Regions from separate parts of the Homo sapiens genome. Here all the other regions are linked to region 3. The links are chromatin loops, found by intact Hi-C in ENCODE. Cell type or tissue: mammary epithelial cell. All regions are shown on one strand. Links, peaks and the distances in the headings refer to the core of each region. The heading gives the core; the rest is flanking DNA.

Region 1 (10,990 bases), core at 1,846-9,845, 150 kb before region 3:
ACATGCCAGCATGCCAGGTTCATGGTGGGAATTTTTGAACAACTCTTAATAGTGTTAAATTACTGTCTGATTGCTCTTTGTTCATTGGATTTGCTTCTAAAATGCAGTACAGGCCGGGCGTGGTGGCTCACACCTGTAATCCCAACACTTTGGGAGGCCGAGGTGGGCAGATCACTTGAGGTCAGGAGTTCGGGCCCAGCCTGGCCAGTATGGTGAAGCCCTGTCTCTACTAAAAATACACAAATTAGCTGGGCATGGTGGCAGGTGCCTGTAATCCCAGCTACTCGGGAGGCTGAGGCAGGAGAATCACTTGAACCCAGGAGGCAGAGGTTGCAGGGAGCCGAGATTGCACAACTGCACTCCAGCCTGGGCAACAGAGCAAGACTCTGTCTCAAAAAATAAATAAAAAATAAAATAAAATAAAATAAATGCAGTGCAGGCTTGTAAGGTCAACTTGAATTTGGGTATCTATAGTGGGGAGACAGCCATTCTCCATGCCGTCAGACCAAGCACTTCTCTGTATTTCTGTGCCTTGTGGATCTGAAGCTTTTGTCATTTTGGGGAAGGCAACATGATTCCTTGGCTAGAAATCTGGGTAGTGTAACTTTTGGGATAAGATGCTATGTCAGACCTTGTTCTTACTTGTCATCAGACTTTTGGCAGGTTATTTTAAATCTTCCAGAACCTTTATTTTGTAAACTATGAGATAGTAAGAAGCCTACCTTAAGGGTTTTTGTGAATATGTGAATATTAATTAATTTGTATATAAACATCTAATTCTATGGTTACTATATATTAGGATGACCCATATAGCATTGCCATTTTCAAGTCCGAAAATGTTGGGATCTGCAATTCCATATGGTTCAAACAAACAGCAAGCCCTCAATAAATGGTAGCTATTATCTTAACAGAAATACTCACTTGCTTAGTGACCTTGTACTTTAAATATACAGTATATGGTTTATTCTCATTTCCCAAGTAGTTTGACACTTTGTTATAGCATGGCTTATTCTTGCACAGATTTGCATAAACCATACATCAAGTCATAGAATTCACTTACAAATTATTGTGTGGTTATAACATACCTAAACATTTTCAGAATGGAATTAATTTTCTTGATTGCCTTATGTGACAGTAAAAGTCTGTTCTTCCACTAGTCTCTCCCTCTAAGTGAATGGCACTCCATTCACTCCACTACTCAAAAGAGAAACCTGAGGGATCTGTTTCCTCCCTTCTCTTTATTCCCCAAATGTAACCCATCAGCAGTGCTTATTGGCAATTTCTTCAAGATATATTCCTGATCTACTGACTTCTCATAATTATGGCTATTACCCTAGTTTGAATCTCCAGCAACTACTGTAATAGCCTATTTAGTCACTTTTGACCCCTACAATCCATTTTTTAAAGGGACGGTGGTATTTTGAACATGGAAATCAATATAACTTCTGAGTTAATGAATTTAAATCTTTTTTTTTTTCTTTTGGAGACAGAGTTTCACCCTTGTTGCCCAGGCTGGAATGCAATAGTGCAATCTCGGTTCACTGCAACCTCCACCTCCTGAGTTAAAGTGATTCTCCTGCCTCAGCCTCTCGAGTAACTGGGATTACAGGCACCCACCACCATGCCCAGCTAATTTTTGTATTTTTAGTAGAGACAGGGTTTCACCATGTTGGCCAGGCTGGTCTCGAACTCCTGACCTCAGGTAATCTGCCCTCCTTGACCTCCCAAAGTGCTGGGATCACAGGCATGAGCCACCGTACCCGGCCAATGAATTTAAATCTTTGCACTGCTTTCCATTATCCAGGAGTAAATCCCACGTCCTTACCATGGCCTTCAAGGCCCTTAATGACCTCACCCATGATTACCTCTGTGACCTAATCCAAATCATTCTCCTCCTCATTTGCTACTCCCCAAACACATTGGCCTTTGTGCTATTCCTTCTAATAAACACCCCAAGCTCTTTCAGGCCCTGGAAATTTGTACTAGTAAATGTTTTTTCCCTGATCTTCAGCTGTCACTTCAAAGAGCTTCTTTGATCACTCTACAGTAGAGTCTCACCCACCTACATTACCTTTTAACGTATTTGTTTACTTGCTTATTCTTTGCAATGTGAGAATTTCAGGATGTAAGCTCCATGAGGGTTTGACCCTTCTTTGTCTTGTTCAATACTTTATCCTCAGCACCCAGAATAGTGCCTGGCACAAAGTGTTTCATCTATGTTGAAGGAATAAATGGACTAATAAAACACAAATTAGATGAGGATTAATTACTGGCTTAAGATTTCAGTATGGTTTGTTTGTTTGTTTCTTTTTTTGAGATGGAGTCTCACTCTGTTGCCCAGGCTAGAGTGCAGTGGCGCGATCTCAGCTTACTGCAACCTCTGCCTCCCAGGTTCAAGCAATTCTCCTGCCTCAGCCTCCTGAGTAGCTGGGATTATAGGTGCACACCGCCATGCCTGGCTAATATTCTTTTTATATTTTTAGTAGAGACAGGGCTTCACCATGTTGGCCAGGCTGGTCTCGAACTCCTGACCTCAAGTGATCTGCCCGCCTCGGCCTCTCAAAGTGCTGAGATTACAGGTATGAGCCACCACGTCCAGCATCAGTATGGTTTTCAAAAAAGTCAAAGTGATAGCTGATCTCCAAGCATGTTCCAAACCATACCATCCCTCACTATATTTGCATGTTACTCCTCCCATCAAGAGGTGAAGTTTGTCCAGGTGCAGTGGCTCACACCTATAATCCCAGCACTTTGGGAGGCTGAGGTGGGCGGATCACCTGAGATCAGGAGTTTGAGATCACCTGGGCAACATGACAAAACCCTGTCTCTACCAAAATACAAAAATTAGCCAGGCATGGTGGTGCACGCCTGTAGTCCCAGCTACTTAGGAGGCTGAAGCAAGAGAAACGTTTGAACCTGGGAGGCGGAGGTTGCCGTGAGCCCAGATTATGCCACTGCACTCCAGCCTGGGGTGACAGGAATGAAACCCTGTCTCAAAAAAAAAAAAAAAAAAAAAAAAGAGGTGAAGTTTGTGTCTCTTCTGCTCTCATCTGGGCTGAGCCTGTGCTATTCTGACCAGAAGAATGTGGAGGAAGTAAAGTTCTAGGATTTCAGACCCCAGACTTTAAGACGGTCTGGGTCTGGCAGCTTCTGTTTCCAAGCCACCACGTAGAGAGGCCTTGGAGGATGACATCATAGGCATGGAGAGACCACACAGAAGAGCACCAGCTGCCCTTTCCCAGCAAACTCGTGGGAAACCCAGGTGAGACCTGTAGAAGAACTGCCCATCCAATCCACAGAATTGTGAGATACAATAAAGGGTTGTGTTAAGCCTCTTTTAAGTTTTTAAGTTTTGCATTTTGACAATATAAAACAGTCAATATTTTCATTTATCATTATACAAAATTATGCATTATACCAATGTTTGCATAATTCCAAATTATTATTATTATTATTTTTTGAGACAGGGTCTCGCTTTGTCACTCAGACTGGAGTGCATGGAGTGCATGGAGTGTAGTGGCACGATCTCAGCTCACCACAGCCTTGAATTTCTGGGCTCAAGCAATCCTCCCATCTCAGCCCCCTGAGTAGCTAGGACTACAGGCATGTGCCTCCATGCCCAGATAATATTTACTTTTTTTTTTTTTTTTGTAGAGACAGGGTTTCACCATGTTGCCCAGGCTGGTCTCAAACTCCTAGAATCAAGTGATCTGCCCACCTCAGCTTCCCAAAGTCCTGGGATTTCAAGTGTTAGCTGCTGCACCCGGCCGGTAATTCCAAATTAAATAATGCACCAACATCAGGTCATTCTAAACAATCCAAGTGTTTTTGTCTATATGCTCTTCCAGCTCTTTTTTCCTATATCACTAAAATCATAATATAGATTTTTTTCCTCTTGTCACTTTGAGTGGATTTGATAATATTCCACAGTTTTCTAGTTCCTTAGAAATAGGATTTAGTGAGCTATGATGGCGCCATTGCACTCTATCCTGGCAGACAGACTGAGACCGTCTAACCAACCAACCAAATAACAACAACAAAAAAAATGTGTTTACATACAGCAGGGTCCATGTCATTCTTGTCCCTTCCCGGGGAGAGGCCCTGGGAATCATACAGCACAAACAATAGTTGAGCACACAAGAAAATCAAGCATTGGGCCAGGTGTGGCGGCTCAGGCCTGTAATCCCAGCACTTTGGAAGGTTGAGGCGGGTGGATCACTTGAGGTCAGGAGTTTGACACCAGCCTGGCCAACATGGTGAAACCCCGTCTCTACTAAAAATACAAAAATTAGCCGGGCGTGGCATCGCGTGCTTGTAATCCGAGCTACTCGGGAGGCTGAGACAGGAGAATCACTTGAACCCGGAAGGCGGAGGTTGCAGTGAGCCAAGGTCATGCCACTGCACTCCAGCCTGGGTGACAAAGTGAGACTCTATCTCAAAAAAAAAAAAAAAAAAAAAAAAAAGACAATCAAGCATTAATGGAATATGATGTACACCAACTAGACTGGGATTGTTCCATCCCTCATCCCTTCCTTCTTCCAGCCAGCCCCTAGAAGGGACTGGGGGAAAGTTTTATAAAGCTGGGAAAAGACAAGGTCTTTGGAGGTTTATTGGTTATACATCGTAGAGATTTCCAGGTATGAGTAGACCTTGGGTGGAAGAGGTTTTTCTTTTTTTTCCATTTTATTTTTCCTGGTCTTCTTTTTCTTTTTTGTTGCCTTCTACTTAGAAGGTGATTTTGACTCTGGAGACTCTGGTGACTTTGACTTTGGAATTACTGGCCTGGCACAGTGGCTAACATTTGTAATCCCAGCACTTTGGGAAGCCGAGGCAAGTGGATTGCTTGAATTCAGGAGCTCAAGAGCAGCCTGGGCAACATGGTGATGCCCTGGAGAGCTAAGGACTATAGGTTGAGCAAGAGAAAAGAATGCAAGGTCTTCTTTTTTTTTTTTTTTTTTTTGAGACGGAGTCTCGCATTGTTGCTGGAGCGCAGTGGTGCGATCCCCGCTCACTGCAAGCTCCGCCTCCCGGGTTCACGCCATTCTCCTGCCTCAGCCTCCCGAGTAGCTGGGACTACAGGCGCCAAACAACACGCCCGGCTCATTTTTAGAATGCAAGGTCTTCTTAATATTTGCCCTAAGATTCTGAAAGAGGCAAAGAGGACGTTTAAGTTTCTAGGTGGTCCACTCCTTTGAAGGCCGCAGGATGGGTGTGGGGTTTCAGGACAGAAAGTGTGCCTATAAATAAAGCTGTTAAATTTGGCGGAAGCACGAATCCTCTTCCCTTCTCTTTCCTCTTTCTACTTCTGATGGTGATGGGGACAGAGTAGACTGTGGATATGGGATTTTTCATTTGTTTCACCAACAAGGAGGGTGGGACGGAAGAAGGAGGGTGTAAATCAAGTGATAGAGGGCTACTCTCAATACTGTTTCAAGTAAGATTTATATGGGTTTTGGTGGGTTGTCCTGCAACATCTGCCATTATTTACAACTTTGTTTCTACAGGGAAATTATTCTGTCTTCCACACAGCTGACCTACAAAATGAATTTGGAAAGGATACAAAGGAGTAGTTATTTTACTTCTATTAGCAACTATCACCACCAGAGGGCATAGTTGGATTAGGAAGAGAAAGAAAGGCAAAACTTTGGTCTAACCTATGGAATATTGATTTTTTTTAATTGTGAAAAATTCATATTGAGATGTACCCTCTTAACAAAATTTTAAGTGTATATGATTGTTACCTATATGCACATTGTTGTACAGCATATCTCTAGAAAGGTCTCATCTAGCATGACTGAAATCCTATACCCATCAAACTGCAACTAACTTTCCCCTCTCCAAAAACACCATTTTAGTTTGTATGAGTTTGACTCCTTTAGATGCCTCATGTAAGAAGAATCAGGCAGTGTTGTTGTTGTTTTTGAGATGGGCTTATTTCACTTAGCATAATGTCTTCCAAATTCTTGTTGCAGCATGTGACAGGATTTCCTTCTCTTTTTAACACCTTCATTTATAGGTCAGCTATGTGGAAGACAGAATAATTTCCCCGTAGAAATAAATAATGGCAGATATTGCAGGACAGCTCTGCTGAATAATATTCCATTGTCTGTATATACCACATTTTCTTTATCCATTCATCCACTGACGGACATTCAGATTTTTTCTACCTCTCGGCTATTGTGAATAATACAGCAATGAACATGGGAGTACAAATATCTTTTCAAGATCCTGTTTTGATTCAATTCTTTTGAATAAATACCAGAAGTGGTATTGCTAGATCATACAACACTTCAATTTTTAATTTTTTGGAGAAACTTTCATACTGTTTTCCATATGGCTGCAGCATTTTACATTCCCACCAACAGTGTACACATGTTGAAATTTCTCCATATCCTCAACGCTTATTTTATGTATTTTTGGTAATGGCCATGCTAACAAGTGTGAGGTGATATCTCACTGTAGTTTTGACTTTCATTTCCCTGATGATTAGTGACACTGGGCATCATGTGTGTATGTGTGTGTATGTGTATTTGAGATACAGTCTTGCTTTGTCACCCATGCTGGAGCATGGCCCACTGCAGTCTTGACCTCCTGAGCTCAAGCAATCCACCTCAGCCTCCCGAGTAGCTGGACTACGTGTGTGCCACTACAACCTAATTTTAAAAAAGTTTTTGTTTTGTAGAGACGATGTCTCACTATGTTGCTCAGGCTGGTCTTGAACTTCTGGGCTCAAGCGATCTGCCTGCCTCAGCCTCCCAAGTGTTGGGATTACAGGCATGAACCACCATGACTGGCTCTGGGCATCTTTTTATAAACCTGTTGGCTATTTGTATGTCTACTTTGGAGGAATGTCTATTCAGATCCTTTGCCCATTTTCAAATCAGGTTATTGGTATTTTTGCTATTAAATTCAATGAGTTTCTTACATATTTTGGATATTAACCCCTTATCTGATACATGGTTTGCAAACATTTTCTCTCATTCCATAGGTTGCCTTTTCACTCTGTTGGTTATTTCTTTTGCTGCATGGAAGCTTTTTAGTTTGATGTAGTCTCGTGTCTATTTTTCCTTTTATTACTTATGCTTTCGGTGTTGTATCAGCACTGATTCTTATACTTTAAAAATTCCTTCAGGCTGGGCGTGGTGGCTCATGCCTGTAATCCCAGCACTTTGGGAGGCTGAGGTGGCAGGATCACCTGAGCCCAGGAGTCTGAGACCAGCCTGCGCATCATAGTGAGACCCCACATCTATAAAACAAATAAAAAATAAAAATTTCTGCAAACCTTCAAAATTAAATCATTTTTGCTGTCATGCTTCTATAATACATACTAACATAAATGTACATGTAAGAAAACTTATTGTATTCTTATAAAATCAACAAATTTATAATCTAAAAGTTTATTAAATTAATGCAAATTAATATCAATATGATGCATGATGTTTTCCTGAAAATACATTTCTTTTTGCAAAGTGAATATAGTAAAATGCTACAATACACTCTTGAATTCAGCATCCTTCTGTGATCATGTTCCACTTTTCTCTTTCTGAAACACTACAAGTCTTTATTTACAGGCCATGCATCTTTCTGTGTTTCACTTGGCTTGAACATTTCACTATGGTAAAGTCTACCTCTGTTCTCTCTTTGACCGGAGACAAAGTTCTCCCACTTAGGGACAAACATTGGATCAATGTAAATAATGCAAACACAGGCACTTTAAATCACAAGCATTTTATTGAAATGAAAATAAAACTTTAAATTATCCAATAAACCCCACAGACTTTCTTTTTTTAAAAATTATTATTTATTTAAAAAATATATAGAGACGAGGTCTCACTATGTTGCCCAGGCTGGTCTTGAACTTCTGAGCTCAAGCGATCCACCTGCCTCAGCCTCCTAAAGTGCTGGGATTACAGGTGTGAGCCACCATTCCTAGCCACCTCACAGACTTTCAAGTTGAAATCTAGGCCAGGCATGGTGGCTCACACTTGTAAACCCAGCACTTCGGGAGGCTGAAGTGGGAGGATCGCTTGAGCCAGAAGTTTGAGACCAGCCTGGACAACATGGCAAAACCCAAGAAAACAAAAAAACAGCCAGATATGGTGGCATATGTCTGCAGTCCCAGCTACTTGGGTTGGGCGCTGAGGTGGGAGGATCACTTGAGCCTGGGAGGTAGAGGCTGCAGTGAGCCATGTTTGTGCCACTGCAGTCCAGCCTGGGTGAACAGAACAAGACCTTATCCCAACAACAACAACAACAATGAAAAAAAAAAAAAAAGAAAAAAAGAAATCTAGAGACCCCAACTTAACCTCTGCTAATAGAGGATAAGAGGCTCAAAGTGTTTTAGGTATGCTGACCTGACAGCATGGTTTGCCTGTGTGGGCCCTGGCTTATGTCTTTTACCCCCAGCACCCACTTTCAGTTTCAAAAGTGTCCTCATTTGGACACAAAGACATACAGAGTGATCTAATGGACTTTGGGGATGGGGTAGGGGGGTGGTTGGACGGGGGGAGGGATAAAAGACTACATATTGAGTACAATGTACACTGTTTGGGGGACAGGTGCACTAAAATCTCAAAATTCACCACTAAGGAACTCATCCATGTAACCAAAAACCACCTGTACCCCCAAACTATTGAAATGTTAAAATGTGTCCTTATTTGGACAATAAAACATAAGGTTATACACCCTGGTTACAGCCATCCTGGCCTAGGGTTTTAAGATCAGTAAAGAACCTGTGCCTTAACAGTAGGAGTTAGGAAACAAAAGGGTCAGTGTCATTTACAGAACTTTTAGAGACTTCTCTCAGGAAGCATATCTAGTCCAATACGAGTGAAGCTTTGAGGGCCCAACTGAACTTCAGATATCTTGTTCAGATCTCCTTTTGTGACTCAGACCTCAGTAGTTCCCCTACTCCCCACACCCCTAAAACACCACCTCAAAACACAGGCTATAAGAAAGGAAATAAAGAGAAAGATTTCATCACAATTAGGATCCCCTGAGATACGAGAGCATATAAGGTCATTTTAGGATAGGAAGAACGAAGCTTCTCAAAGAGTCAAATTTACTCAGAAAAGCTGGAAGACAGGACAGCAGTTTTGCAACCACATGACATAATTTGGCTGATGTTGTGAATAGGGATTGCTACACAACAAAATGATTCCTCAATGACAAGTCTCAAGATGAAATCCAGTTGCCAACGTGACTCCAAATGGTTTAGTGTTAACAATGATGAAAAGATGGAATGAAATAATGATTTTTAAGGAGATTGAGAAATATTTTCTCTAAAAAATATATAAAGTGTTTTGAGAGAAAGTGTGTGTACGTGTGTGTGTGTGTTGGACCATATCCAAGAACGAAAGTGGCACACAAACTGAAATATGCTGAGATTGGTGTGTTGGAGCAAAAAAGATCATCTTGGCAATCTCAAGTCCTCATTCCTTCAGAGGATGACTATTATTAGCACTACTTAATATCTATTAAGCCCCAGCTGGGGCAACTTGTCAAAATGGGCAAGGAAGGAAGAGGGGAAAATGTATAATTTGTCCCAGGCATGGGCGCTCGGTGTGGGGAAAATGTCTTTTAAGATATTTTAAGTTATCTGTCAGAAGGTTTAGGAGGTTTCATATGATTTTCAGAGATCTCTCTGCCCCAGAGAGAAACTGATTCAATAAGCATCTATTCTGAGTTTGTTTGATGCTTAGGGTACAGAAAAATAAATAAAACTGGGTCTCTGTTGTCAAGAATTTACATTCTTTTCTAAATTATTTGAATACAACCTTCAAAATATTTCCCATATCATCTGTATAATAGTACTCAATACAGATTTACTCAATGTTTTTCTCAATATTTTCCTAATATTACTCAATAATTTCCCAATATGTGTACCTACCTTAGCCTTGTCATAAAGAATACCTGGGAAATCACAGATTTGGTGTTCTAGGTATATAGTTTTAAATTACCTGTGTGTGCTTTTTTTTTTTTTTTTTTTTTTTGAGGTGGAGTCTTGCTTTGTCACCCAGGCTGGGGTACAGTGACACAATCTTGGCTCACTGCAACCTCTGCCTCCCGGGTTCAAGTGATTCTCATGCCTCAGCCTCCCGAGTAGCTGGGATTACAGGCCTGTGCCACCACACCTGGCTAATTTTTGTATTTTGAGTAGAGATGGGGTTTCACCATGTTGGCCAGGCTGGTCTCGAACTCCTGACCTCAAGTGATCCGCCTGCCTCAGTCTCTCAAAGTGCTGGGATTATAGGCATGAGCTACCATGCCGGACCCATTTTTTTCTTTTCTTTTTCTTTCTTTTTTTTTTAGATGGCGTCTCACTCTGCTGCCCAGGCTGGCGTACGGTGGCACAATCTCAGCTTACTGCAGCAATTTCTTGGGCTCCAGCAATCCTCCCTAATTAGCCTCCTGAGTAGCTGGGACTACAAGCACATGCCACTGTGCTTGGCTAATTAAAAAAAAATTTTTTTTTGTAGAGATAAGGTATCACTATATTGCCCAGGCTGATCTTGAACTCCTGGGCTCAAGCGATCCTCCTGCCTCGGCCTCCTAAAAGTGTTGGAATTACAGGCATTAGCCACCACGCCTGGCTGTTATGTGCATATTTCTAATGTACTTTTAAAAATAAACATACACATTTTTTTAAATTTTTAAATGTTTTTATTTTATTTATTTTTTTTGAGACAGAGTCTCGCTTTGTCGCCCAGGCTGGAGTGCAGTGGCGTGATCTCGGCTCACTGCAAGCTCCACCTCCCGGGTTCATGCCATTCTCCTGCCTCAGCCTCCTGAGTAGTTGGGACTACAGGCACCTGCCACCATGCCTGGCTAATTTTTTGTATTTTTAGTAGAGACAGGGTTTCACCGTGTTAGCCAGGATGGTCTCGATCTCCTGACCTCATGATCCGCCCGCCTCGGCCTCCCAAAGTGCTGGAATTACAGGCGTGAGCCACTGCATCTGGCCTACAAAATTTTTTAAAATGTGTCTTCC
Region 2 (10,990 bases), core at 1,692-9,691, 130 kb after region 3:
ACAACCACTACTCAGACAAAAATAGAAAAATAAAAAATCCACAAAGGTGGCAAAGGCAGTATGGATATCACCCTTGGAAAGGTGAATTAGATTCAAATCTCTTACTTGTATTGTTGATGATCCTTAGTGCTTCTTGTTTTTGCCATGAACCTTTCTGCTAACTTCTCTAGATTCCGGGAATATTCCGTCTCAATTTCAGCTTTTTTTCGGAAGAAATCTTGCAGATCCTGGAGAAGCTGAACTCGCATCTCCGTTTGCTGCTCCAGGCATTTTTGTTGTTCTACCAGTTGAGCTCGAATTTCTAAGGAGAGAAGAGAAGCCAATGGATGGTTACATTAAAATTAATGAGGTATGCTGGTATGTGCAAGATATAAGTCACGAAATATATATAAATATATATATATATATATATATATATATATATATATATATATATATATATATATATATTTTAAATGTATTTATTTATTTATTTTTGAGATAGAGGTCTCGCTCTGTTGCCCAGGCTGGAGTGCAGTGGCGCAATCTCGGTTCACTGTAACCTCTGCGTCCCGGGTTCAAGTGATTCTCCTGCCTCAGCCTCCTGAGTAGCTGAGACTACAGGCATGCACCACCAGGTAATCCACCCGCCTTGGCCTCCCAAAATGTTGGGATTACAGGCGTGAGTCACTGTGTCTGGCTATGACTCCTATTATTTATTTAGCTCTGTATTGGACCTTTGTTAGAATACTGTGTCCAGGTTGATTCTTAAAATAAGTTATCTGCTGACCCTTTAAAAGAACAAGAGGAGCCTCAGGAAAGAATGTAATAAATTAGAATAAATATGTGGGTTACATTTGTAATGCCACAAACACACAACGAGCCATGAGGGGAAAGAATGAAAGCCTTTCAGATAACAATTCGTAACATCTTTGGGTAGCTGGAAACACTGCAATTTTTTCAACAGCACTCTACCTCAGCTATCCCTTTTGAGTTTGAATGGCAAAGAAATAAGCATCATTTCTTCCAGGCTCTGAACCATTACACATTTGCCATTTGGCACATACAGAGACTGACATCTGGTAATTTTTATTTAGTGCATAATTTCTAGTTTGTAAAACACATAGCTTCAGGGCTTATAGGGATGCTGTGCCTAAAAATAACTTCTTTCCATAGCCAAATAATCCATTCATAACAGTGCAGTCCTCAGATTCCAGTATATTATTCTGTTCACAACAAAAAGGCCTCTTCAGCTGGCCTTCACCTTTTACGCATTGTTCAAAATAATACCCTTACTGACACATTTAATCCTCAAAGAATCCTCTGATAATTTTAATACATTAGGAACATGAAAGGTGGTCATTTAGTGATTCAGCAAAAGCTCAAAAGCAAAAATGTGGCATGCAAAAATATGTGTAAATGACTGTAACAAAGAAACGTGTGTTTTGGAAAATGAGATACAGTAACTAATAACTACCGACTTGTTTTTGTTCTAAGACCTAAGTAAGGCTAAGCTCCAAAGACAAGAACATCATGCTGGAAAACTTCTTCATTTCATCTTTCCCAGTGTCCGTGCATTTCCCAAAAAGTGAAGGCTGAATCTAATTCAGTGGAGTTAGTAGAAATCAATGTCCAAATAATGTCTCTAAATTTCTTGCTATTCCTCTTAGATAGAGAAGGCCAGTACTGATAATATATACATACATACACTTGACCATGTTTAACCAAGTTCATTAACAGCAAGTTCACAGCAAGTCCATGAATAAGGTGGTCAGGTTCTGAATGGGGAGTCAGGAAATGTGCTTAATTTAAAAATAACTAATAATAACTCAGTGTTTACTATTCTGTGCCCTAATGAAGTAGGTTTTAGTATTATCTTCCATTTTACAAAGAATAATTGAAGTTTAAGGAGTATAAATACTTTATCTAAGGATTTTAGCCAGTAACTGGTACCCCTGGAGACTTTTGACCCTGATCTGTCAGTCTGACTAATCAAACACTTCCCATCCTTGTTTTTTTTTTCTTTCTTTTTTTTGTTTTTGTTTTTGTTTTTGTTTTGAGACGGAGTCTTGCTCTGTCTCCCAGGCTGGAGTGCAGTGGCGCGATCTCGGCTCACTGCAAGCTCCGCCTCCCGGGTCCACGCCATTCTCCTGTCTCAGCCTCGAGTAGCTGGGAATACAGGCGCCTGCCACCATGCCTGGCTAATTTTTTATATTTTTAGTAGAGACGGGGTTTCACTGTGTTAGCCAGGACTGTCTCGATCTCCTGACCTCGTGATCCGCCCACCTCGGCCTCCCAAAGTGCTGGGATTACAGGCGTGAGCCACCGCGCCCGGCCAAACACTTCCCATCCTTCTATCCATCAAACCTTTTTTCAGGCACCTATACTGTGCCAGGCTTGCATACCGGCAAAGAAGAAACAATAACTAATGAAACAAGATCTCTGCCCTCAATAAGGTCAGGCTTCAGATACTGCTGTTTCTGGGGAGTCCTGGGGGAAAACAGGGAAGAATTTCTCAAGTGTCCTTGCTTGGTCTCTCCACCTCTAGATTGCAGGATTTTATTATAACTTCACAGACGTGTGCTGAACACCAGAGTTGAACACATTATTACAGGCTTTTAACTACTATGAACAGCATCTGGTTTTTAGTCAATCAAAGTAAGTGTTTTCCAATACAGTATTATAATCAGCATGTTTGCCAAACTTTGTCTTTCAAAAACGCAGAGCTCTTTTTGTTTCATGAAGAAAAAGAATATATCAAGGGTGGAGTGTTTCCCATTCAGGGATCCCAGTAAGTCTTTTAAGATGAAGTAATTTTAGAACATCTTGCTGCACTAAGAGAAAGTAAATCAAACATCTTAAGCTGTCAACTAGTTTTCTGGGGTTTTTTTTGTTTGTTTTTGTTTTTGTTTTTAGCTGCCTTAGTGCCAAGTAAGAAATAAAAGATAAAAGTACAAATCTCAAATCTAATCAGAAATACACAAAAATTATACAGGCTTTTTTCTTGGGTCTCATTTTTAAATATTTTCTTGCTTACTTCCATCAGGATTTAAGATCAAGAACTAGGGAATCATGAGAATGATGGATTTAACAATTAAATCCTCATCCTTGTTTTACAAAAATTAACTGTTATTTTGTGTCATCTGTAATTTTCCAATCAAAATAAGGCACTCAGCATTCTCCATAACAGGAAACATGTAAGGAACAGAATCCAGAGCATCACTGTGCGAAAATCAACTCCAAAACATGGAGGATAATCCATTCAACTACCTCTTCCATTTAGAAAAGTTTAGGACAAATAAGGAAAGGATCATAAGAAAGATCATTTTTAAAAAATCAACAGAAAACTACTACCATAAGAAACATCTCCTTAGAGGCCAGGTGCGGTGGTTCACGCCTGTAATCCCAGCATTTTGGGAGGCTGAGGTGGGTGGATCTCTTGAGGTCAGGAGTTCGAGACCAGCCAGGCCAACATTGTGAAACCCTGTCTCTACTAAAAATACAAAAATTAGCCGGGAGTGGTGGCATGCGCCTATAATCCCAGCTACTCGGGAGTCTGAGTCCCGAGAATTGCTTGAACCCAGCAGATGCAGGTTGCAGTGAGCAGAGATTGCACCACTGCACTCTAGCCTGGGCAACACAGCGAGACTCCATCTCAAAAAAAAAAAAAAAGAAACATCTCGTTAGGAAGAGAAAATCTTTGGATTCCTTATACTGCCCCAGCATCATAAGGCTGCACAGTACAGTGGTTACCTCCCTGCACAAATGGCATGGCTATCCTAATATGACTTCACTAGATTTGTGCTCACCTTAATCAGCACCAAAGAATTTAAAGAATTTTAAGAATTTACCTTAAAGAGTAAAATAAATGATTGGTCGCATAAATTTGTGTCTGCTGCTCGGAACAGATCAAAGGGCCATGCAGACTGGCTCATGGATGTAATCCCAACACTTTGGGAGGCCAAGGCAGGTAGATCGCTTGAGCTCAAATGTTTGAAATCAGCCTGGGCAAGATAGGGAGACCCTATCTCCACACAAAAAATTAGAAATTAGCTGGTTGTGGTGGTGCATGCCTGCAATCCCAACTACCCAGGAGGCTGAGGTGCAAGGATCGCTTGAGCCCTAGAGCTTGAGGCAATAGTGGAGTTGTGATCACGCCACTGGCACTCCAGCCCGGACAACAGAGTGACACCCTGTCTCAAACAAAAAAGAACAAATCAAGGAAGCCCATGGTGCACTCGGCCCCACACTGCATGAATCCTGCCATGGGGCCGCAGGCGGCTGCAGCTAGAGGCACCACTGTCATCATGGGAACTACAGAACATTAAAGCTGGAAGTGGTGAAAGCGTAAGTGCAAGGGGTGAGTTTGAGAAAAACTGTGAGCCTTATTTCTGCATAAGACATTGCAGCTTCCTTCCTACCCCTAGATTCTCTGACAGTCTATTAAGGCTCCCACCCCTTTTTAGAGGCGTTTTTAGGTTAGTATTGACCTGAATCATTTTTTTTAGACTCAAGGTTCATTTTAGTTTAGGTGAACAAGCAATTATTGAGTTTCCATTTTGTGTTAGGCAGTGTCCTAGGCACTGGAGATACAAAGGTTTGTAAGACACAGGTCCTTCTTGTTAGGAAGACAAATCCTAAACCAATCATTTACACTCTGTTCACTGCCATAACAATGAAGTGCAACAGGAAGCTATGGAAAGAGGAGCAGAAACTGACTCAGACTGGAAGAGTGTGGAAAACATAATGCATTGAAGGGTAAGTAGGTTACAAGATACACGGCAGTAACCACCAAGAAAGTGAAAAGACAACCCATAGATGGGAGAAAATATTCACAAATCATATGTCTGATAAGGAACTTGTATACAGAATACACAAAGAACTCTTACAACTCAACAATAAAAACAAAATCTCAATTTTAAAAATGGACAGGCTGGGTGCGGTGGCTCACGCCTGTAATCCCAGCACTTTGGGAGGCCGAGGCAGGTGGATTATGAGGTCAAGAGATCGAGACCATCCTGGACAACATGGTGAAACCCCATCTCTACTAAAAATACAAAAATTAGCTGGGCGTGGTGGTGTGCACCTGTAGTCCCAGCTACTCGGGAGGCTGAGGGAGGAGAATTGCTTGAACCTGGCAGGCAGAGGTTGCAGTAAGCCAAGATCGTGCCACTGCACTCCAGCCTGGTGATAGAGACTCCATCTCAAAAAAAAAAAAAAAAAAAAAAAAGGTCAAAGGGTCTCAACAGACATTTCTCCCAAGATGATATACAAATGGCAAATGGCCAGTAGCATATGAAAAGTTGCTCAATATCATTAGCTTTCAGGGAGATGCAAATCAAAAGCACAATGGGGTGCCACTTCACACTCACTAGAATGGCTATAATCAAAAAGATTTAAAAAAAGTGTTGGAAGACAATGTGGAGAAACTGGAACTCACACATTGCTGGTGGAAATGTAAAATGATGCAGTCCTTTTGGAAAACAGTCTGGCAGTTCTTCAAAAGATTACACTTAGAGTTACCATATGACTCAGCCATTCTGCTCCTAGGTATACATTCCAGAGAAATGAAAATCTATTTCCATACAAAAACTTGCACGTGAATGTGTGCAATAGCAGCATTGCTCATAATAGCTGAAAGGTGAAAACAGCTCAAATGTGTATCAACTAATAAAGAGATAAAATGTGATATAGCCACACAACACAATACTGTTTAGCCATAAAAAGGAATGAAGTACTTATTTACAACATGGATGAACCTTGAAAACATAACTTTAGTGAGTGAAACCACTCACAAAAAACCACAGTCTATAATTTCATTCCTATGAAAGGTCCAGAATAGACTAATCTATAGAGACAGAAAGTAGATTAGGGGTTGCCTAGAGTTGGGAGGGTTGGGGAAAAATGGCTGCTAAGGGGTGCGAAGTTTCTTTATAGGGTAATAAAAATGATGAAAAATTGATTGTGGCTCTGGTCGCAAAACCTGGCATATGCCAAAAGCCACTGAATTGCATTTTTGAAATGATAAATCATGTGATATGTGAAATACATCACAGCTGTTATATACATTGAAAGATAGCTATATCACAATTCCATGAAATGTTGGTTGTTGATACCTTTCTGATAATGATGATAGCAGTAATAGCAACAAACTCCTATTTCCACACCCAGTACTTTTTGGTACTTTTTGTCAAATGTCCAACATGGGGACAAGCACTTTAAAAGGATTTCATGAGCCCAAAGGCACTTAATGGCATAGAAAAGATTTACCTAATAGAATATTAGGAAAGACTTTTCACCATGAATGCCCCAAAACTGCATAAAACAGCACAACCACTTTTAGGCGGAAAAATGTGATCTCTGAGGAGGCTGTAAGCAGTCATTATTTAAATCTAGGTCAAGACCTACTAAATAATCATAATGGCAGTTTTAATGGAGGCTAAAATTTACTGTTTTTTTTTAAATGACTATTATTTCATTTCTGTTCTACCAGAGCATCACTACGGAATGAATCAATACCAATAATCCAACAAGAACAATGCACAAAATGAGTGTGCTTTTCAAACTGCTGCAATTAATTTGTTAAAAAAAAAGAAAAAATGGTTCCTCTCAGCTATAAAAATCTGCTAATACTTGCCAAATAAAATGGAATTGCCTAGAAACAGACGAAATGAAGGAATGTCTTGCTATTGCTCTCAGAAAGGGAAGCCCTAACTCTTAAAATAAATTTGTGTGAAGCCACAAACTGATACATATTTCACGGAAAGATTGATCCACACTGGGCTGTTTCTCTAATATATTACTGAATGACTACGACCAGGACATAAAATTGATACGCTGGTGTGATACTCATGATCATCTAGCAAATAATATAATAACATTTCTAAAGTATCACAAATCATCTCTGTTATTTCACATTCTCATTTGGTCAGAATTTCCTTATGATACCAAAGGGGTCTACATTCTCTTAAGATGTATTATTACCTCTATCCAAAGGACAGAAGGGATTTTCCTAAATGACAGGGGAGAGCCACTGAAATGTCTTTCAGAGCAACGCAATGAGATGCCAACGGGCTCTATTGATTATTCCCATGCTCACAGCTCATGTGAATATTTATACAACCTGGTGACTGTTGATTAACTAAACACCAGGTGCAAATTTTGCATAATAAGCTTTTTTAGGCTAAAAATTTGGAGCAGGCAAAAATTCCATAAAAGTGAGCTTTTTTTTTTTTAAGTGAATCAACTGAATAAACAAAGGCAATTTCTCCACTTCACTAGAAATCTGAACCCAAGATTTATGCTTCTCTTATACTCTGCACATAAATTAGGAAGCGTCAGGATGTACGCTACTTAATTCAATTTACCAAATTGAATTCTGGATGGGTAGGAGATCTAGTCACAGACTAGGTCAGAAAGGACCCAGACTAGGTTAGGATGGACCCAGATTGGAGTTACAGTGTCACCTAATACAAGTCATGTGACATGTGGCAAGTCTCTCAACCTCTCGGAATTTCATTTTATAAAACAATACTTCCCACCTCACAAGGCTGTGCTGAGAATTAAATGAGATGATATAAGTGAAAAGCATGCTGCAATCTGTAAACCACTATGAAACAGATGGACATGTTATTATTACTAGCACCAGCGAGCTTTCATTAAAAAATATTTATTGAATATTTTCTTGTGCCAGGCTCCTTATTCGTGGACATAAATAATAGACTGAAAGTCATGAGTCCCATTCTCAGTGAGGAAGCAGAGGCAACACAGACAGATAATGAGAGGGGGCGACTTTCACAGCCTCAAGGTAAGAATGTCAAGATGCAGTGAGAGTCTGGGGCGGACATATCCATGGCTGGGCAAGAAGGCAAGGGCACAAAGAGGTGACCCTGAGATTGACTTACCAGGAGTCTGGCTGAAGGAAGTAGGAGAGAAGGAGAGTTATAACAAGTACTTCTCAATTGCCGAAATTGAATTCTGGATGGGTAGGAGGTCTAGTCACAGACTAGGTTGGAAAGGACCCCATGTGGCATGCTAAGGAGTCAGATTTTATTTCACAGGTCAGCTTTGCAAATTGGCTTGATGATAAAAACCACCTGGCGTCCTTACTAAAAATACCTGTGTTTAGGCTGGATATTTGGATCTTGTTGGTCTAGCAGGACCTCAATGGAGGATGCTTAGAAGCATCAGTGGGCAAAAATTGAACAATTTTAAACAAGGAAGATTTATAATCAGACTTACGTTTCAGAAGAGAATACAAATGAATAATAAATGCAATGCTAAGCATCCGACACCTTATGAAATAGAGTTTTCTTTGTAAGTTGTATGGTTTCCCCATTTGAATGAGGAATCACAGGGCAAAACAAATTAATAAAAACAACAAAAACCCTCACAAGAATGAATGGTATCCATATTTTCCCCTAAGCCTCTTATTATTATAATTATTTATGAATCACTCATTTCTGTCTTCTGGTGTGGAACTAATGATGATTTCCATTTAATCTGTTATCAAGGAGTAGAAGCTGATTTGTAGCTACATTGTGGAGAAATCTTAAGCACTGTGCTGCCCAGTATGTAGCTGCAAGTGTCACTGAGTACTTGCAAGGTGGCTAGGCTGAAGAGAAGTGTGCTGTGAGTGTAAAACACGCACAAAATTCTGAAATCTTATGAGAAAAAAAAGAACGTAAAATGTCTCAATCATCTGTATATTAATTCATGTTACAATCATAAAATTTTGGATATATTGTATTATATAAAAATATTTTAAAATTAATTTCACTTATTCAATGGTTTCTTTTTACTTTTTAAAATGTAACTCCTAAAAAATCTAAAATGACCAATATGGCTTTTGGACAGCTCTCCTCTAGGATATGAGGGAATTAGCAACTGAATTTGTTGTAAGTGGAGTCGGCAATGTGGAGTTCCTATAGGAACGGGTCCTTGAGGACTTGACAGGCTTAATCAGAAGGCAAAACCTATGCCCAAGGCAAACACAGTACAGAATACGGAGTGTCTGAACACTGTTTCTAGTCAGAGGAGGTGTAACACTGGAGAAGGGACGATTTCTTTGGAGCTCATGTTTCCTTAACTGCGAAGTGGTCATTAATAACTACCATGTTTCCCTTCCAAAGGTGATGGAAGCTTTCAATCAGATGAAATAGGAAAATACTTTCTCATTATGTAAAGTGTTGTGCTGGCCAATTATTAAATGTATAATGAAAAAAAGAAAAATACAAGTTCTAGATATGATGGTGCAGACTACTTAGTTTAAGGGACATTCAGGAAGGAAAGATCACTGGCCACTTGGGGGTCATCATCACAGATAGCTTCAGAGGGGTTGGCTCTGGACATGTAGGATTTGGGAGGCTGCATAAATGTAGGGAATGGAAATGTCATGCCTTAAATAAACTCAAAATGATATTCTTGATACCCTAGTCCAGAAGAGTTATTTTCTAGGAAGTTTAGGGTGGCTGAACCAAATGTAACTTTCCAGGTCACTGTCTTAAGGAAAATATGACTCCCTAAGGTCTTTTTCTACTTTAGAATTATGGTATCACCAGCAATTTAAGCAAACAAAATAGTACAACGAACATAATATAAAATCAAGTTGCTTTCATTCCAAGCTCAAAATCATAGGCTCATCTTAGAACTCTAGAGGTGACTAGCATATCTAAGGGGTAACAGAATTATAATAAAATCCTTTTTTGTATTAAAGTAAGACCAGAAGAAAAAAATAAATAAAAATTAAAAGAAAATAAGGAACTGTCTTCTCAGTACAGTTAATCCTCACTATTTCACATGTGAAAGTAAAGTAAATTTCAAAAAATTTCTGACACATAGAGGCTGTATTCATTATTCTAAGTCTTCATTACAATACCTTCATTTGTAATGATGTTAACCTCAATATTATTTTAAAATAAAAGCTTACTACAAAACTGTCAGTTTTTCATAGCTTTTGAAAGCCAAATATTATATTTTGGCCTACATAACATTTTTAGATAAAGTATGGAAAACAAACTTGCACTTTTTTTTTCATATGAAAGCTAGCCAGGATAAAAGGCAATAAATTAGAGTGTTCAATGACTGCAGTTGAACAACATTGTAGGAAAGGGCAGTTTAAAGAAGTGCAAATCTGAATGATCCACTATTGTACTTTTATTTAAAATGCACAGGAGGCAGGGTTTCATTAACTTCCCCATAATTAAGCAAGGACATTTCAGACCTTATTAGTAGATTGATTTTTACTACTACAGAAAGACAGTGTGTGGGAATTATTGATTTATAGAGAATACAAAGATTTACATTTTGGAATGACTGTGTTCCTGAAAAGCATTTGGAATGACTGTGTTACTGACAAAGGTTCAAGGCATTTGCCAAACATTGACATTCTTTCCTGATACAATTCAACATGAAGTTTCATGGAATATATATCAAAGTTTACACATGTTTTTCTCTGAATAAGTTTTAAAAATGGAAAACTTTTTTGGGAAAATATTGGAAAGGAAAAAAGAAAAAAAATGAAAAACTTTTAAACTAGTTTAAATCTTTTGCACTGAGTACTGAGTTAATTGCAAATTGAGCCTTTTTCAAATTAAAGCTATTTGTCTTATTGCAATAATTCCAATTTTAAAATGTCTACTAGAAAAGTTTAGACTTTTAAGCAATTTAACATTTATATCTAATAAAAGAATATTTATTGATTTCCTATGATGTTTTCAGGTTCTGCGGTAAGTACTTGATACAGTTTATCTCATTTAATTCTTACAGCAATCCTATTATGTGGTGTCTCCATTACAGAGATGATAAAATTGAAGCAGAGAGTGCATAAGTATTTTGTTCAAAGTATGATAATTAATAAATACCAGAACTTGGATTCCCATTCAGGTTTGTCTGACTCCAGAGACTACGATGCAAACTTACAATGTTCGGCAATTATACATAGTATGTAATTATGCAAAGCAAGCTAAAGTGACCCAGGCCTGTGCTTCTAGATGGTCTACTAGAATGTTTA
Region 3 (10,990 bases), core at 1,032-9,031:
AATATCTTTGCATTTGTGGCCACAGTTTTTACATCTGGGGTAGGGCTTTCATCTATCAATGATGTTGATCTGCTGAGGAAAAATGTACCTTCAGTACATTTTTCAATGTATATTCAATCATTTTTCTCTTTGACTCTGCTGATAAATGGAACCCAACGTACATTTTACAGGATCGAAGAACAAAGACAGAATTCAGATGGGCCTTTTGTCAGAGCATTCAGGTACTTACTGATTGAGGAAGGCAAAGAGGTACCTCATCACTATAAGGACCGACCTGGGCAAAGTCAGGAGGAGTTTGCGGATGTGAAGCGCCCTCTCATAGAGATTATCTATTCCTACAGACAGAAGATGACATGGTCAGAGTCCTTTCACTTGCCACATTTAAAACAGAACACTGCAGTACATGTATTACCGGTACACATCTGAATATAAGCAACACCCTGCTCTTGTGTGAGATCCAATTGTAACCAAAACAGCGAATAAATGATCGGCTTGGGTATACCACCATTCCAGAGGGCATCTCCTCTGACCCTTACCGTTTTCTCCGATTTTCATGGACTTGGCTTTGAGTAATTTAGAGTCTTCTAGATTTAAAAACCATTTTTTCCTTTGCTGCTAATTCTAAATTTTGCATCTGATATGATTTCAACTTCTTGCTGCATGCTAACCAAAGTAGCTTTCTGGGGCATGGCACCTCTCCCCGAACTGTTATGCATTAATTCATCATATATTTGTCTATAATTATGATCCAGGCAATGTGCCAGGTTTAGAATCTCTCCTTTCTCAAAATTACCACTGCATTTTACTTATATGACTTTTCACCTTGTATTACATTATACCATCAATATTAGGAGAGCCCACCAGGTTTCAAGCACTAAGAATACATTAGCAATACAATTCCTGCCTTCATATGATGCATGTCCTGATGTTTATAGCTATTTATTTCCTTATCTCGTCTTCCCTGTGGGATGGTGAGCTCCCCCAAGACAGGATTACCTGAGACTAGTGTTATGCTACCTCTTTACCAGGAATACAAACTGTCTAAAGTGTCTGAATACTAAAGTGCTTGTGAACATCAGCAAAAAGGTTACTACTACAACACATTATTTGTATAATTCTCTATATATTTAAAAACACATTTTCACACTTGCTATCTAAGTTAAAAGGAATAATAAACTTTGCAGTAGGCAGGGCACACACTGTCATCCCCATTTATCAGATTAGGAAAATGAGAACTGGGCAAGTGGCATACCCAAGGTCAGCGGGCTAGAAGAGGCAGACCTGGGACTGCAACCTATGTGTCCTGTTTCATAAGTCTGTTTCACAAGTCTGTTTTCTGTTTCATAAGTCTGGTTGCCTTTCTTGGATCCCAAGACTACCACTTTGTAAAGCTGTACCTTTACAAAGTACAACTTTGAAGATACCCAATAAGCATACATTTGAGAAAATATTTCCAAAAAAGTATTATGTTTGAAAACAGTTCTGAAGCTTCCTATACTTTTATATCACCATATTGTTCTTAATTGCTTGAGATATTCATGAAAATACTTGAAAATTCTCAGTCCATAGCCTCTGACACCATAGTCAACTCATTCTCATTATTATTGTTGTTTTTTAAACCTTCTTCCACCTATAAATGTGGATAACTCTCAAAGATATCTACCTGGTTCTCCTCAATGGCAACCTCATCCAGTTGCAAGGTTACAAACATCACTTCTAAGATGATATCCTTGCTTCATTTTTCTCCCTTGAATGGGAAAGAAGTCCTGTAGTTTCTACTTCTAGATATCTCACTGCTAATTTTCTAACTGAAGTCTTGATTATTTCTAACTTAGACTATCAAAATACTCTCCTAACTCAGTTTCCCTTTCCGATTCCTCTTGTATCAGTGGTTCTCAACCTTGACTTGGATTCACTTGGGGAGATTAAAAATGCTGATGCCTGAGATTCTTTTATGCAGCCAGGGTTGAGAACCACTGTCTTAATTACTCTTGCTAAGCTTATTTCCCTGGAATCTTGAGTGCTGACCCCAGCTGTTTTCCACTTATTATCAAACTGGGCATTCTATTTTCCCTTTTGCATAGCTGAAAAGGTACGAAAAATCTATTAGGAATATTCTTGATTAACCAAGAATGAGCTGACAAAACAAGCAATAATTTATCAGGATTCCTGAGAAAAAACCACTTCCATTCCCACCTTTAAGTATGCCAAAGTTGGAACCGTAGCTCTGTCATCTTTTAGCAAATGCAATTTCAGAAACTCTTGAACCAGAATGTAAGTAAAACATTATCATGCAATTAACATTCTCATTCTTTCATTTTTATTCTTTCAATATAAATCTATAATTTATAATAGTGTGATCTTAGTAATACTGAATTGAATATACTACATTTTGCCTTTTTTATTTGTAAAATATTTCAAAATGGAGAAAATATAACGCTATGAACAAGGCAGATTAGGGTTACGTCTATTGCATACAAGCACTTTGTTAACATACTTCCCAGGCAATGGTCTTGATTTATTTTTCCCTGAAAAGAGGGAATAAGATGCTTAAAAAAGAAGTTATTCAACAGGTGTATAAATTCTCTCAGGCCACAATAACTCAATAATTAAGTTATCAACATTTCCACCCAGTTTGGTCCTGGTAGGATCAAGACATGTCCCAGAGTAAGCTGTTTATCTCCATGACAACTTCATGTGATATGTGCAAAACCACATTGTACAGAGAGGGAAGATGAAATGCCTAAACATGAAGTAATTTGCAAGTCATTGAGAATTTAATGGGAATTCTGTATCTTTAAATACTATTTCAACACAGCTGCATTATTATCTCATATCAGAAATTAACTGGTTGAATGCTTATTACCTAAAATAGCTGATTTTATAAAAAGTGTAATGTTGTTGCTGCTTTAAAGAAGACAAAGATGATTTAGCATACCTGTATCTAGAAAGTCTATCTCTAAAAATGAAAAAGAAAAAACTCTTCAAAAGCGAAATTATACATATTATGATTTATTCTTAAGACAACAATAAAACTTCTCCCGCTGTTTATTGAGAATCTTGGGTGTTTCAAAAGTGAAGTTTCCTCATTCTCCCAGCAAATCCTCATTTTAAAGTTAAGGTCGAGGCTAAGGTAAGAGAATTGCTTGAGCCCAGGAGTTCGAAGCTCCAGTGAGCTATGATCACACCACCACATTCTAGTCTGGGCAACAGAGGAATACATTGTCTCTAAAACAATTAATAATCATAAAGTTAAGGTCAACTATCAGGGACAGGAGTTTTGTAGCTTAACGCTAGTTTTAAAGTCCTAGAGTTAAAAACAAAAGGAAAGGAAAGGATGTAAAAAGAACCACTCTTACTATATTATTCATCTTTAATATTTGTCAAATCCCATAGACAGCAAGTCACTCTGGAGGCTACATTCTCTGTAACTACAGGACATAGGCATTAATTCCAAGAGATTTTGTTGTTGTTGTTGTTTTTGAGACAGAGTCTTACTCTGTCATCCAGGCTGGAGTGCAGTGGGGTGATGTCAGCTAACTGCAACCTCTGCCTCCCAGGTTCAAGTGATTCTGATACCTCAGGCTCCCAGGTAGCTGGGATTAGGAGCACCCACCACCATGCCTGACTAATTTTTGTATTTTTAGTAGAGAGGGGATTTTGCCACGTTGTCCAGGTTGGTCTCAAACTCCTGGCCTCAAGTGATCTGCCTGCCTCAGCCTCCCGAAGTGCTGGGATTACAGGTATGAGCCACCATCCCCGGCCTCAAGAAGTTTAATCTTAATTCAAGATCTTCTTGTTTCTATCTCTTGGTTCTAAACTTAGTCCCTCTACCTCTTAAAGGCAGTTTTAAAATTTTATTTAATAAGAATTGAGGGAACAAATATTTGTACAGCAGTTTCAGAGTAGCATTATTCATAATAACCAAAAGGTAGAGACAACCTAAATGTTCATCGACAGATGAGTGGATAAACAAAATGTGGTATGCACACACAATGCAGTATTATTCAGCCTTAAAAAGAAAAACATTTCTGACACATGCTGCAACATGCATGAGGCTTGAGGACACTATGCTAACTGAAGCCAGTCACCAAAAGAACAAGTATTATATGATTCCACTTATGTTAGGTACCTGGAATAGGCAAATGCATAGAGACAGAAAGCAGAAGAGATAAAGCCAGGGCCTGGGGCGGAGGTGCAGGAGGATGGGGAGTTATTGTTTGATGAGTACCGAGTTTCTGTTTGAGAAGATGAAAAAGTTCTAGAAATGGATAGTGGTGATAATTGTGAATGTACTTAATGCCACCGAACTGTACACTTAAAAATCGTTAACATGGTAAATTTTATATTTTTTATATATATATATATTTTTACCACAATAAAAGAATGAGGGGGCCTGTGGGATGCAAATGAAAGACTTCAGGGGAAAAGCAACAAGGACATAAGTGACACTAAAAAAACTAGATAAAGTTATATGAGGCAGATGTACATTCTCTTTAACTACAGTCAACACAAATCAAAGCAAAACAGAACTGCTGGCATTCCTGAAGTAGTAGCAAATCTGTTCGTCTCGAAGGCCTCTAACCGTGATGGCTGCGAGCAGGACTCCCAATTCTACCTGGCTGGCTGCTCAACAGGCGCGCAATGTGTATCCTACAGGAGCTTCGCTCTGGTACAAATGACTCATTTACTGTCCTGAGTCCAGTTAGTGGGCAAAATTTATGGTTGCTGCTGACACCCTGATGAATGTGTGTTCCTAGCTGGCTCTGAGTGTGGCAAATTTCACAATTTCATGCTGGAGGGAAAGATGGGTCTTTTCTTCCCCTCAGAAAAGTTGTCAGTGGGGAAAATCAGTATTTCACTTGGATTTCTTGTAAGCTGGGCTTTGTTTTCCACAATTCAAGGTCTCATGTAATTAGGTAAAAGTGGCATTCATCCAACCTTGATCACATGCTCAAAGCTCCCTGGGCTAATATATGTTTTTTTCCCAGCAATGCAAGATTCTCATGTTAGCGTCCCAACTTCCCAGCAGGCGGGTTAGATAGCTCCATGTAAATGCATGTGAAAAATTTACCATAAAACACAAGTTACTTCAGCAAATGGCAAAAAGTTCAAATGGTCATCACTCTGAAAATACTGGTTCTTCTGTGGACTATTTGTAGAAGTATTTGTTTGCCAGAAAATGAATAATAAATCACAAGATGCAAATTTCTCCTTAGGTATGAAGACAGGGAAGGAAATTCCTTGGCAGCCACATTTAGAAACCGTTTATTTAACAGTGGGTACACACATACTTGTGAGTTCCATAGCCTAACAGCTGGCATTCAAGATGAATGTATCAGTTTCAGGACATTTTTAGGTTCACACTAACAATGTCAAGGTGTTAATCAAACCTTTGTATATAATTGTTTAACAGACTGACTTCTGTGAATTAAACCATTGATTTCTCTCCTAAATAACAGCACTATAGAAATACATACATAGATGTTTCCTATTCTGCTGAATTATCATATTGAGGTTAGTAAAGAAACTGAGTCTTAGCCTAGAGAGCTTTACCTACTCAGTTCAGATACTCAGCCTATTAAATATTTTTAAGGATAAAGGAAAAATTAAGAACATTATTATAAGGCATCAAACAGAAATTTAGAATTCAGAGAGAAAACTACCATGTATGTCAATAAAGCTGAAAGAAATTTTTATAGCAAAAACATATATTGAGCACCAGAAAAAGAGTTCAAAAGCTTTTTTCATGAAATAATCAGAAAAGGCAAATAAATTTAGGTACTAAGAAGCTCATCATAGTATTTTGGTATAGTTGCAAAATCACTGGAAACAATCTAAATGTCTAAACTAGGGGATTTGTTACATAAAATAGAAATCATTATAGGGTCACTAAAAGCTATATTTTGAAAATAATATTATTGAGTTTTAAAAAAGTGGTTTATGAAGAGCCAGTATGGCGTGGCATAATTTTTTACAACAGCTTGGCCGGGCACAGTGGCTCACACCTTAATTCTAGCACTTTGGGAGGGCGAGGAGGGTGTATTGCTTGAGTCCAGGAGTTCAAGACCAGCCTGGGCAATGTTGTGAAACCCTGTCTCTACCAAAAAAATACAAAAATTAGCTGGGTGTGGTGGTGCACGCCTGTGGTCCCAGCTACTTGGGAGGCTGAGGGGGGAGGATCACTTTAGCCTAGGAGGTTGCAGTGAGCTGTGATCACGCCACTGCAATCCAGCCTGGACAACAGAGTGAGAGCCTGTCTCAAAAACAATTTTTTTAACAACAGCTTTATTGAGATATAACTAATATACCATATAATTTACCCATTTACACAGTTTAACAATGATTTTTAGTACACTCAGAGTTGTACAAGATCACCTCAATCATTTTAGAGCATTTTCATCACTTCAAAAACAAACCTCTTATCCATTAGTGGTCACTTGGTACGATATAATTTTTATGAAAAGTACATAGGAGTGTGTACCCACAAAATGGATTTTTTGGCAATCAAAAAGAATGAAGTACTGATACCTACTGTAACATGGATGATCCTTGAAAACATTATGCTAAGTGAAAGCCAATCACAAAGGACAACATACTGTATAATTCTATTCATATGAAACGGCCAGAACAGGCAAATCTATAGAGACGGAAAGTAGATTAGTGATTGCCTAGGGCCGGGGGTGGTGGTGGTTATGAGTAAACGGGGAGTAATTGCCAATGTTTGCTAACTGGGGTTTCTTTTGGGGGTAATAAAAATGTACTATAATTGATTGTGGTGATGGTTGCATAATTCTGTGACTATACTAAAAACCACTGGCCTGTACTCTTTAATGGATGAATTGTAGAGTATGAGAATTATATCTCAATAAAGCTGCTTTACAAAGTACATAGGTACTGTAGAAAAACTCTGGAAAGATACTAAAAACGTTATCACTATCTCTGTGTAGAGAAATTACGATTTGTTCTTAGTTTATAATTTTTCTACAGTGATAACATGTTAATTGCATAACATTAGGTTGGTGCAAAACTAATCGTGTTTTTTGCCACTAAAAGTAATGGCAAAAGCCGCAATAACTTTTGCACCAACCTAATAAATAAAGCATTGACTACTCATTCGATGATTTAAGGAATTATTGTTGGTTTTAAGGGTATGATAATGGTATTGTGGTTATGTTGTATATTAACATGAAACATAGTATTTGTTGTTGTTTGTTGTAAACAAAATGTGTACATGCCAGTGATTCTCTTTGGGTAGTGGAATTATGGAATTTTGGTTGACAATATTTTGTTCTATGTGCTTTTGTGCATTTTTCAGGTACTCTACAATAACTACATGTTGGTTTTGTGATAGGAAGAAAAATTCTCCCTTAAGAAACCGTTTCCTCATATCCAAGTAGTCACCTAAATAATAACACCTAATGTAAAATGGAATGAAAAAGTTTCATCTGGGCTCACAGCCTTAAGGCAGTCAGAAAAAAAAACATGAATTACTTGAGTGGCTTTTCTAGGGCAAGTCACTTGAACTTATGCCCTAGGAAATCTCAGAGCCATGATGCAGGGATATTCTACAAGCTGCCCAGACTTTGTGGGTATGACCTGGAGCATTGACAAAACCACTCACAAAGTGGATGGTTAAAACAAAACAAAACAAAACAAAATAACTCTTGGGTGAGAAACTGAGAAACTACCAAGTTTGCCACTTCAAATTTATGTTGCATTTGGTTTTACTATGTCTTCATCCAGATAAATAATCTTTAAAAAGAAATGTACAATAAATTGGGGAACAAATAGTGCATATTTTTAAAAAAAGAATGCTAAGATAAATTTCCTTTGACTACATATATTTGTAAGCTTCCAAAGAACGTGGTCACTCAGGGTCATAAAGCATAAACATGGCTGGATAACTACTCATCACACACACACACACACACACACACACACACACACACACACACCCCTTTCCCCAAACAATCCAAAAATACGGAAGCGAAAAGTAGTGGGTGCTACAGTGCCTTATGCAAACTCTTAGAAAAGATGAAAAGGGAAGTTTTTCTATACAAAATAACTGTCATGTGAAATTACTTTAATGGGGAAAATCAAACCCAATTACAGCAATGCTACAAGATGACAGGGGTAAAAACAATCTATCACTCAGATCTCTCTTTCCTCTAAAATTTCAAAATCTTTGTTTCTATCATATATTAACTTAGCCTGCATTTATTTGTAAATATCTTACCTTTCCTACTACATTTTAAGCCTCTTAAATGCAAGAATCAAGTCTCTGAATCCCTAGACAGTTTTATACATTGTAGACTATTAATCAACTTGGTTCAAATCGTCAAAAGTCTGCAATATTGATAAGGGGATACAATGATAAAAGATGTATTATGCTACTCAAAGGATTTATTGAAAATCCAGGAAAAATGCAGGAAAATCCAGGAAAAATGCATTATGGTCACATTGGTAAGAAAAAAATGCTTGCTTAGAGATAATAACATCCAAGAATCCTCTCTTTCTTAAGAGGTTACATGTTGGAGGAAAAGGGGTTGTTCTATAAAGAGGTTGTTAGTGTCAATATGTATGTTTTTGAAACACCTGCCATTCTGTAAAACTTTGCACTAAAAGTAACAAGACTTATGGGGAAAAATAGGATTGGGGCAGACTACTCAACATTTATGAAACTTTGTAACTACTGCACTAATGAAAACATTAACAATCCTATTAAAATCCAAGGATTATGAATCCATTGATTTTGATTAATCCATTGTTTTAATACAGGAGGGAATGTCATTGTAGCTTCTTCACTTGCACTTGAGCACTGTAGGTACCCTTACATGAGATATCTCCATAGATTTTTTCCTTGTAGTTTACATATTTGCTAAATATGACTCTAATTGTGAGAAAGCTTGACATTGATTGCTACAAGGTATTTAATGTGCTGGGAAAAATCATGCTGGAAACAATGTAACTTGAGGATAACACAAATATTTCTAAATTCACGTGAGTTAATTATGCCAAAGAAACACATACTTAGCAGAACAGACAGATTGATAAGTGGCCAACCCAGGTATTGGCATATGTGACCACAGTTTATAGTCAGAGTAATTGTAATAGTAGTAATGATGACAGCTTGCAACACTTACTGAGGGTTACTATGTGCCAGGCATGATGTGAAACCCTTTACATGGACTGTCTCATTTATTCTTCACATAGACTCTATGAAGTAGGTGAAGAAACAGCTATTTAATAAGATTAAGTATTAATCTTTGCCCAAGTTTATACAAAGTTGGAAAGTGGTAAAGCTAGGATTTGAACCTAGATCTTTCTGACTCTATGGCCTCAGTTATTAAAAACCACTATGAAATGATATTTTTCATCCAATAAAAGTGTGAAATGATTCTATAATGGTAACTGACAATGTGGCCCAACACTCTTTATCCAATTGGTACATGTACATGTTACAGCTGACATGATGTATGGACCTAGAAAACCACTAAGCATTGTACAGCACTTGTTATTTTTCCAGACTTAAGCTTTTTGGCTAGGATGTGAGGGAAATCTTTGGACATGGCCAAAGGAGAATTCCAGAAGTGAAACACCTCCTTTTCATTTCTTTCCAGCTGGGTCAGAGGTTCATTGTGATGACTCAGGCTACGCAAGGGCCGTGGAATGGACGTGCAGCTGTACTTCTAAATTCCAATGGGACATCAGACTGGGGAGGATTATGACCGGGAAATTCATACCCAACTGGAGCCAAGACTCTAGGCACTGATGCCAGACAAAGAACTCGTGGTGGAATCTTGACTTTTCAATTCATTTCATCTATAAATTCTATTTAACTTAACATGCTCCAGGAATTAACTAATTCCTAACCTTCGGGAGTGGACAAATGTTAGGGCTGCAAAACTACTCCACAAGCCTGTGGAGCTAACTGTGGGCACTCCATTGAGCATATTCTGTGCCAGGCACTCTTCTTGGCATTTTACACATATTAACTCACTAAATTCTCACAACCCTATGATGTAAGGATTAATGTTCCCCCTATTTTATAGGTGAGGAAACTGAGATGCAGAGAGCTTAAGAAACCTGACTAAGGTCACACAGCTGATGAGTATGTGACAGAGCTAGGATCTGAAGTAGGCTCTTTGAATCCAGAGCCTCTATTCTTAACCTACTGCCTAAACTCATTTTCTAGTAGTAGGAGACAGAGGGGTTAAAAAAATTATAATGCGGGGAGATCAGAAAAATTCTGGACATACGTACCCAATAGAATAATGGGAGAGGAGAAAGTGATTAATCCTGGTTGGAGTGGTGGGGAGGACAGAGTTGTGGGAGGAATGCCAATTTGGCAAAGCCTTCACAGCAGATGTTGAATGGTTATCATGGACAGCTGAGGAAACAGCATAGGCAAGTGGATGGAGGTGGGAAATGGCCCAGCATATGTACAGTCTGCTACTGCTGAAATATACAGTAAATATGGTAGGGTAGCAGGAGAGGGCTGTGCAGCAGTAGCAGAGATCAGAGAGAGGAATAATTCAATTATATGAATTGGCCATGCCATGGAGTTAGCTTTTTTATTTTTTTATTTTTTTTTGAGACAGAGTCTTGCTCTGTCACCGAGGCTGGAGTGCAGTGGCACGATCTTGGCTCACTGCAATCTCTGCCTGCCAGACTCAAGTGATCCTCCTGCTTCAGCCTCCCAAGAAGCTGGGAATCCAGGTGCATGCCACCATGCCTGGCTAATTTTTTATTTTTAGTAGAGATGGGGTTTTGCCATGTTGCCCAGGCTGGTCTCAAACTAATGGAGACCAAGCAATAAGCCCACCTTGGGGAGTTTGCTTTTATATTGAAATAGGTTTTAAAAAGGGGAGAAAGCAAGCAACCCAGTTTTTTTTTTTTTTTTAACTCTAGCTGCAGTGTGAGAATGCAGGGCCAGGGGGTAGGGGTTGGGAAAAGAAGGCAAAATCTAGAAGTAGAGTCCATTTAA

The links. A loop is a pair of places that touch in the nucleus more often than their neighbours do. Peaks named below come from ENCODE experiments on the same cell type or tissue, not always from the same donor. Only the 100,000 strongest peaks of a DNase experiment are listed, where the experiment ranks them.
Region 1: it touches region 3 in a loop (2.5-fold over the local background); 2 of 110 quality-filtered maps call a loop at or near these places.
Region 2: a loop joins it to region 3, with 4 times the contacts of the local background. A loop is called at or near these places in 2 of 110 quality-filtered maps.

The regions. Positions count from the first base shown.
Region 1 is chr12:64,250,975-64,261,964 of GRCh38, reverse strand. No RefSeq gene overlaps it. Among named protein-coding and RNA genes, the nearest start is that of KICS2, 34 kb to the right of the region's middle. In mammary epithelial cell, for the core only: a CTCF peak has its summit at 5,602 (motif pointing right); no DNase peak of the experiment used is centred there.
Region 2 is chr12:63,973,258-63,984,247 of GRCh38, reverse strand. SRGAP1 (SLIT-ROBO Rho GTPase activating protein 1) reads right to left here. Exons shown (of 22, transcript NM_020762.4): 2 at 106-301. Among named protein-coding and RNA genes, the nearest start is that of SRGAP1, 130 kb to the right of the region's middle. In mammary epithelial cell, for the core only: no CTCF peak of the experiment used is centred there; a DNase peak (open chromatin) is centred at 5,527; H3K27ac peaks cover 597 bases.
Region 3 is chr12:64,098,277-64,109,266 of GRCh38, reverse strand. SRGAP1 (SLIT-ROBO Rho GTPase activating protein 1) reads right to left here. Exons shown (of 22, transcript NM_020762.4): 16 at 230-335. LOC105369798 (a long non-coding RNA gene) reads left to right here. Exons shown (of 2, transcript XR_945018.2): 2 at 9,624-9,847. Among named protein-coding and RNA genes, the nearest start is that of KICS2, 120 kb to the left of the region's middle. In mammary epithelial cell, for the core only: no CTCF peak of the experiment used is centred there; DNase peaks (open chromatin) are centred at 4,036, 4,686, 6,726 and 7,536; H3K4me3 peaks cover 142 bases; H3K27ac peaks cover 3,366 bases.